Linked DNA regions of Homo sapiens: region 2 is linked to region 1. Evidence: read pairs that join two places in POLR2A ChIA-PET (ENCODE). Cell type or tissue: A673. All regions are shown on one strand. Links, peaks and the distances in the headings refer to the core of each region. The heading gives the core; the rest is flanking DNA. Region 1 has its middle 22 kb from the start of LINC02634. Region 2 overlaps CCNY-AS1 (CCNY antisense RNA 1).

Region 1 (2,915 bases), core at 215-2,714:
GCTAGAATGCTTAGTGGAGCTGTGGGAACAGGGCTACCTCAAGACCCTAGACTTGTGGGGCCACCAGCACACAATACCAGCTTGGGAGAGCCCCAGGAACACAACACAAACCTGTAAGAGCTGTGGTATACACTGTGCTCAGCAAAACCACGGGGGCAGGGAAGCCTCAGGGACCCAACCACAGCCATGTGGGACACGAGGCAAAGATTGTATTCAAGCCTTAAGATTGAATGTTGTTTGTCGTTGTTGGTAGAGACAGAGTTTCACCATGTTGGCCAGGCTGTTCTCGAACTCCTGACCTCAAGTGACCCACCTGCCTCAGCCTCCAAAAGTGTTGGGATTATAGGTGTGAGCCACCGCACCTGGCATTTAAATTCTTTTACACCAAGAAGATAAGAACCAAGGGGCCCTGCACAGTGGCTCACGCCTGTAATCCCAGCATTTTGGGAGGCCAAGGCAGGCAGATCACTTGAGGCCAGGAGTTCGAGACCAACCTAAAAATACAAAATTAGCCGGGTGTAGTGGCGCATGCTTATAATCCCAGCTACTTGGGAGGCTGAGGCAGGAGAATCCCTTGAGCCTGGGAGGCGCAGGCTGCAGTGAGCCAGCCAAGATTGCATCACTGCACTCCAGTCTGGTCATGAGACTCTGTCTCAAAAAAAAAGGAAAAAAGAAGATAAGAACTGAAGTATCACATCAGCCATCAACAACACCCCATCTCAAAAATAATTCTTACTTTTTCAGCTATGGGTTAACCCATCAGTTTTTTCAACTTAGTAAATCAGTGACTTTATTCCACCGCTCAGCTATTTACCCGACATTGCACAACTCAAGCAGGAACATGTAAGGAACAAAAGGGCAGCACTCGTGCCCACACTGTCCTTTTTATTAGTTTCTTTGGTTTTTCATCCTGGGAATCGATACTTGGAAGCAGTGTTTTCTGTCACAAGAGGGAGCAACCAGGGCCCCATCGTCTTCCTTTTACATCTATATCATTGTCAGAACCTCTCCTCTGGCTTCCTGCCAGACTCAGACCAAATCTACCCCCATGCCCACCACCATGGACATGTTGGACTGTCAGCTGTGTATCCCAGCAGAACGGGGTGACAGCTCCACGCTGGGCTCTTTAGCCTGTTCCTCATTTGGCAACAAAAGAATGAGCCAGCCCCAGAGTGTTTGAGCATGTCAACAGGAAGGAGAATTGGAGAAGAAAGAGGCCCACCAGGGAAGAAGCTTCCCACAAAAGCCCGAGGATGAGGCTGGAATTATCCTCTTTTTTTTTTTTTTTCTAAGTGATGGGATCTCTCTCTGTTGCCCAGGCTGGAGTAGGATGGCACAATGATAGCTCACTGCAACCGCAAACTCCTGGGCTCAAGTGATCCCCCCAACTCAGCCTCCCAAAGCGGAGGGATTACAGGAGCACCACTCTGCACCCGTCCTGGAATGACTCTCTTATGGAAAGAGCTGTTCTATGTGCCCTCATTACCCACAGTAGGTCATTTTTTTTTTTTTTTTTGAGACAGAAGTCTCACTCTTATCCACCAGGCTGGAGTGCAATGGCACGATCTCAGCTCACTGCACCCTCCGCCTCCCAGGTACAAGCGATTCTCCTGCCTCAGCCTCCTGAGTAGCTGGGATTACATGTGCCTGCCACCACACAGCTAATGTTTGTATTTTTAGTAGAGACAGGGTTTCACCGTGTTGGCCAGGCTGGTCTCGAACTCCTGATCTCAGGAGATCCACCTGCCTCGGCCTTCCAAAGTGCTGGGATTACAGGTGTGAGCCACCGCACCCGGCGACAGTAGGTCATCTTTCAAGGAGAGCCCTAGAAAGTGGAATGAATTACATTCAAATCAGGTCAACACTTTCTAAATCTATACAAGTAAAAAATAAGAACGCTTAATGACACCCTTCCTGATGCTAACGATTCCCCCCGCATCACCCACTGTAGGGCTATCTCTGTGACCGACATTGCATTAGGGCTCTTGTTACATTCTGTTCGGTTCGTTTATGGTTAATGAGAAGTATTTTCATTGCAGCACAGGAGGATCCTCTATATGGGGAAGTAATAGAACAGGAGAAATGTGTGCCTGTGTCCACGCGTGAGAGAGAGAATGTTTTAAATCAGTCTGCTACATGGAATTCCTCCACCAAGTGATCAAAAAATCATGCTACATTTCTCACTTCAGAAGTTATCTGGGGCCAGGGGTGGTGGCTCACGCCTGTAATTCCAGCACTTTGGGAGGCCAAAGCTGGTAGATCACCTGAGGTCAGGAGTTTGAGACCAGCCTGACCAACATAGTGAAACCCCATCTCTACTAAAAATACAAAAAAAAAAAAAAAAAAAAAAGGAAATTAGCCGGGCATGGTAGCGCATGCCTGTAATCCCAGCTACTCGGGAGGCTGAGACAGGAGAATTGCTTGAACCTGGGAGGTGGAGGTTGTAGTGAGCCGAGATTGTACCACTGCACTCCAGCCTGGGGGACAGAGCAAGACTCCATCTCAAAAAATAATAATAGTAAATAAAAAAAGAGAAGTTTCCTGGAGATACATGTAAATTCTTTTCTGTCATCTTTTATTCTTCATAACAACCCAGGGATGGCTTATGTCATTTAGAATTTTAAATTTTCAAATAATTGTGCTTGTAGAATGTAAAGAGTGGGGCTGGCTTCTGCTGTGTGACCCACAGCCTCTCCCGGTGGCCTGCAGGTGTGACTCTGACAGCGTGGGAGGCAGCAAGCATGCCAGTGACACGCTGGTGGGCTTCATATCTGCCCCACCTTGGCCAACCCACTAGACCTTCTTCTATGCTCCTCTCAGAAGCTATGTGCTTTGGAGAGCCATTCCCTGAAAAGCCCCCTTCTCCTTAACCACTAAGGAAACTTCACATATAAGGCAACCCGTGCCCTGCTTCA
Region 2 (2,915 bases), core at 246-2,745, 50 kb before region 1:
AAAATTCGCTACTCAGTTCTCAGTTGTAAGGCCCACAGTTGCACATGGGTAGGTGGGTAGTTGCACATGCACAGAGTTGGTGGTCACAACTCTGCTTTCTTGCCCTTCTGCTTAACATGGAGCTATTTAATCTTATTTATTTATTTATTTATTTATTTATTTAGAAATAGGGTCTGCTCTGTCACCTTGGCTGGAGTGCAGTGGCACAATCATGGCTCACTGCAGCCTAGAACTCCTGGGCTCAAGTGATGTTCCCACCTTAGCCTCCTGAGTAGCTGGGACTATAGACACACACAACCACGCTCTGCCAATTTTGAAATTTTTTGTAGAAATGAGGTCTCCCTATGTTGCCCAGGCTGGTCTTGAACTCCTGGCCTCAAGCAGTCCTCCCACCTCAGCCTCCCAAGTGCTAGGATTACAGGCAAGAGCCACAGCGCCAGGCTGGAACTATGTAAGATAGCACTTAGCCCTGCATGTATGTGTTACTAACAATGGTTGTGTAGATCACTCCTCCAAAGGGAAAGTCTCTCTAGATGGGTTTTTGCCCCAATTAAGCAATAGCTTCCTCCAAACGGTGCTCACCTATCCATTGACTGCGATATTTGAAGACAAAGTGAGTCTTCACTCACCATCACCATTCCCCACGTCCCCTTTCCCTGGGAGCGCACACACTTAGGAGGGCAGTGCTGCTTCCTCCACAGCAGTGACAGCTGGCCAGGATTTATGAAATGTCTCTCAAGGAAATGTGCTCTCTTCCATGCTCAGAGATGCCACGTGGTCACAGTGCAGTCTTCATGCAGTTGTAGCTTAGACTTCCAGATTCAAAGGTCAGAAACCAGCTTGGAATTTTCCTGGTCCTAACTCAAACCTGGCATAAGTCAAAGTTTAAATCCAACAGGTTCCAAAGGAAATCAGATTAAACACATGTGCTGCTTGGTCATGCAAGGACCCTGGAGTAGAAAAGTAGGTATTGCCGTCTTGGTCATGAAAGCCACAACATCACCAGCAAGAGGACAGGCACTTAGATCTGTTCACTGCTGTGCCCTCAACTCCTGGAATAGGACCTGGTGCAGAGTGTGATCAGAAAGTATTTATTGAGTTTCAGGTACAGTGGCTCATGCCTGTAATCCTAACACATTGGAAGACCAAGGTGGGAGGATCACTTGAGCCCAGGAGTTTGAGACCAGCCTGGGTGACACAGGGAGACCCTATCTCTATAAAAAATAAACTTAAAAAAAAATTGGGCCCTGCACAATGGTTCACGCCTGTAATCCCAGCTCTTTGGGAAACTGAAGCGGATGGATCATCTGAGGTCAGGAATTCGAGACCAGCCTGGCCAACATGGTGAAACCCCCATCTCTACTAAAAATAGAAAAATTAGCCGGGCGTGGTGGCGGGCACCTGTAATCCCAGCTACTCGGGAGGCTGAGGCAGGAGAATCACTTGAACCCAAGAGGTGGAGGTTGCAGTGAGGCGAGATTGCACCACTGCACTCCAGCCTGGGCAACAGAGCGAGACTTGGTCTACACGCTTTGTAATCTAAAACATTCTCTACCAATACCTCAATCAGTGAATTCTTGCTTTATTGATACATTCTAGTATTCAGTTGTGATTTTAATATGCTATTTTGGTACTTTCTGCTTTCAGTTTTCATTGCTGTGGCTATTGCCTTAAACAGAAACAAAAAACTAAAACAATTTTACAACCATCCAAAAGAGGCTTGGAAACTTTTTTTTGGCTGGATATCCATAGCACAATTTAATTCAGTAAACATAAACAGTTAAAATTATTCCAGTACACAACCATGTTTTAAAAAAGAGATTACACCCAATTTTGGCAACAACACCCAGGAAATAAGCATTCTTTTACATTTGGTTCAAACTTTCTGAATGGCAGTTGTGCAACACTTGTTGTGAAAAACTTTAGAATATTATAAACATGTTAATCCTGTATTTCCATTTCTGTGAATTCATCCAAAAGAAATAACCATGGATATGGGTAGAGACAGAGCCATATGGAATGCACACTGCAGTGGTGAACACATGGCCCAGCTCTGCCATCAAGGAGAAGGTGAGAACATGGGGGAAGATTTTATCGAAGTTTCTTTTCTGGGGCATATGCTCAGGTTAAACACCTGCTCTGTATCTCTAGCTTCTGACTCCTACCCCTGGCCAGCTCTGTTACTCTAGTACACTGCTAGGCAGGCAGAGTATGGCCAAAGTATTCACAACAGTGCATCACTAAATCAACTGGGATCCACACAATGGAATATCCTAATGCATCATTAAAAATCACATTGTAAAAGAAGATTTTATAACAGAAAAAAATGCACTGTATATGATACATTTTTAAAATGTTACTTATGCCAGTCACAATAAAAGACAATTACACTTATATGGGATAGAGTAGTCAATATTATAGAGACAGAAGGTAGAAATGGGTCTGGGTGGAAATTAGAATGAGATGTTCTTAGCATTCCAGTTTTACAAGATGAAAAGAGTAACGGAGACAGATGGCAGTGGTGGTTGCATGACATTATGAATGTACATAATTAAAAATGGGTAAGATGGCACAGTGAGATACCATCTCACACCAGTCAAAATGGCTATTACTAAAAAGTCAAAAAAATAACAGATGCTGGGGAGCTTGTAGAGAAAAGGGAATGCTTATACACTGCTAGTGGCAGTGTAAGTTAGTCCAGCCACTGTGGCAATTCCTCAAAGAACTTAGAACTATCATTTGACCCAGCAATCCCATTACTGGGTATATACCCAAAGGAATATAAATTGTTCTGCCTTAAAGACACATGCATGTGATTGTTCATTGCAGCACTCTTTATAATAACAAAGACATGGAATCAACCTAAATGCTCATCAACAGTAGACTGGATAAAGAAAATGTGGTTCATATACACC

The links. Peaks named below come from ENCODE experiments on the same cell type or tissue, not always from the same donor. Only the 100,000 strongest peaks of a DNase experiment are listed, where the experiment ranks them.
Region 2: POLR2A ChIA-PET joins it to region 1 with 8 read pairs; 5 of 35 experiments call an interaction of 5 or more read pairs at or near these places.

Annotation. Positions count from the first base shown.
Region 1 is chr10:35,265,685-35,268,599 of GRCh38, reverse strand. It overlaps a transcript of CCNY not described here. Among named protein-coding and RNA genes, the nearest start is that of LINC02634, 22 kb to the right of the region's middle. In A673, for the core only: no CTCF peak of the experiment used is centred there; no DNase peak of the experiment used is centred there; H3K27ac peaks cover 1,895 bases.
Region 2 is chr10:35,315,475-35,318,389 of GRCh38, reverse strand. It overlaps CCNY-AS1 (CCNY antisense RNA 1), which reads left to right. Exons shown (of 4, transcript NR_186477.1): 4 at 1,981-2,915. It also overlaps a transcript of CCNY not described here. Among named protein-coding and RNA genes, the nearest start is that of CCNY-AS1, 19 kb to the left of the region's middle. In A673, for the core only: no CTCF peak of the experiment used is centred there; no DNase peak of the experiment used is centred there.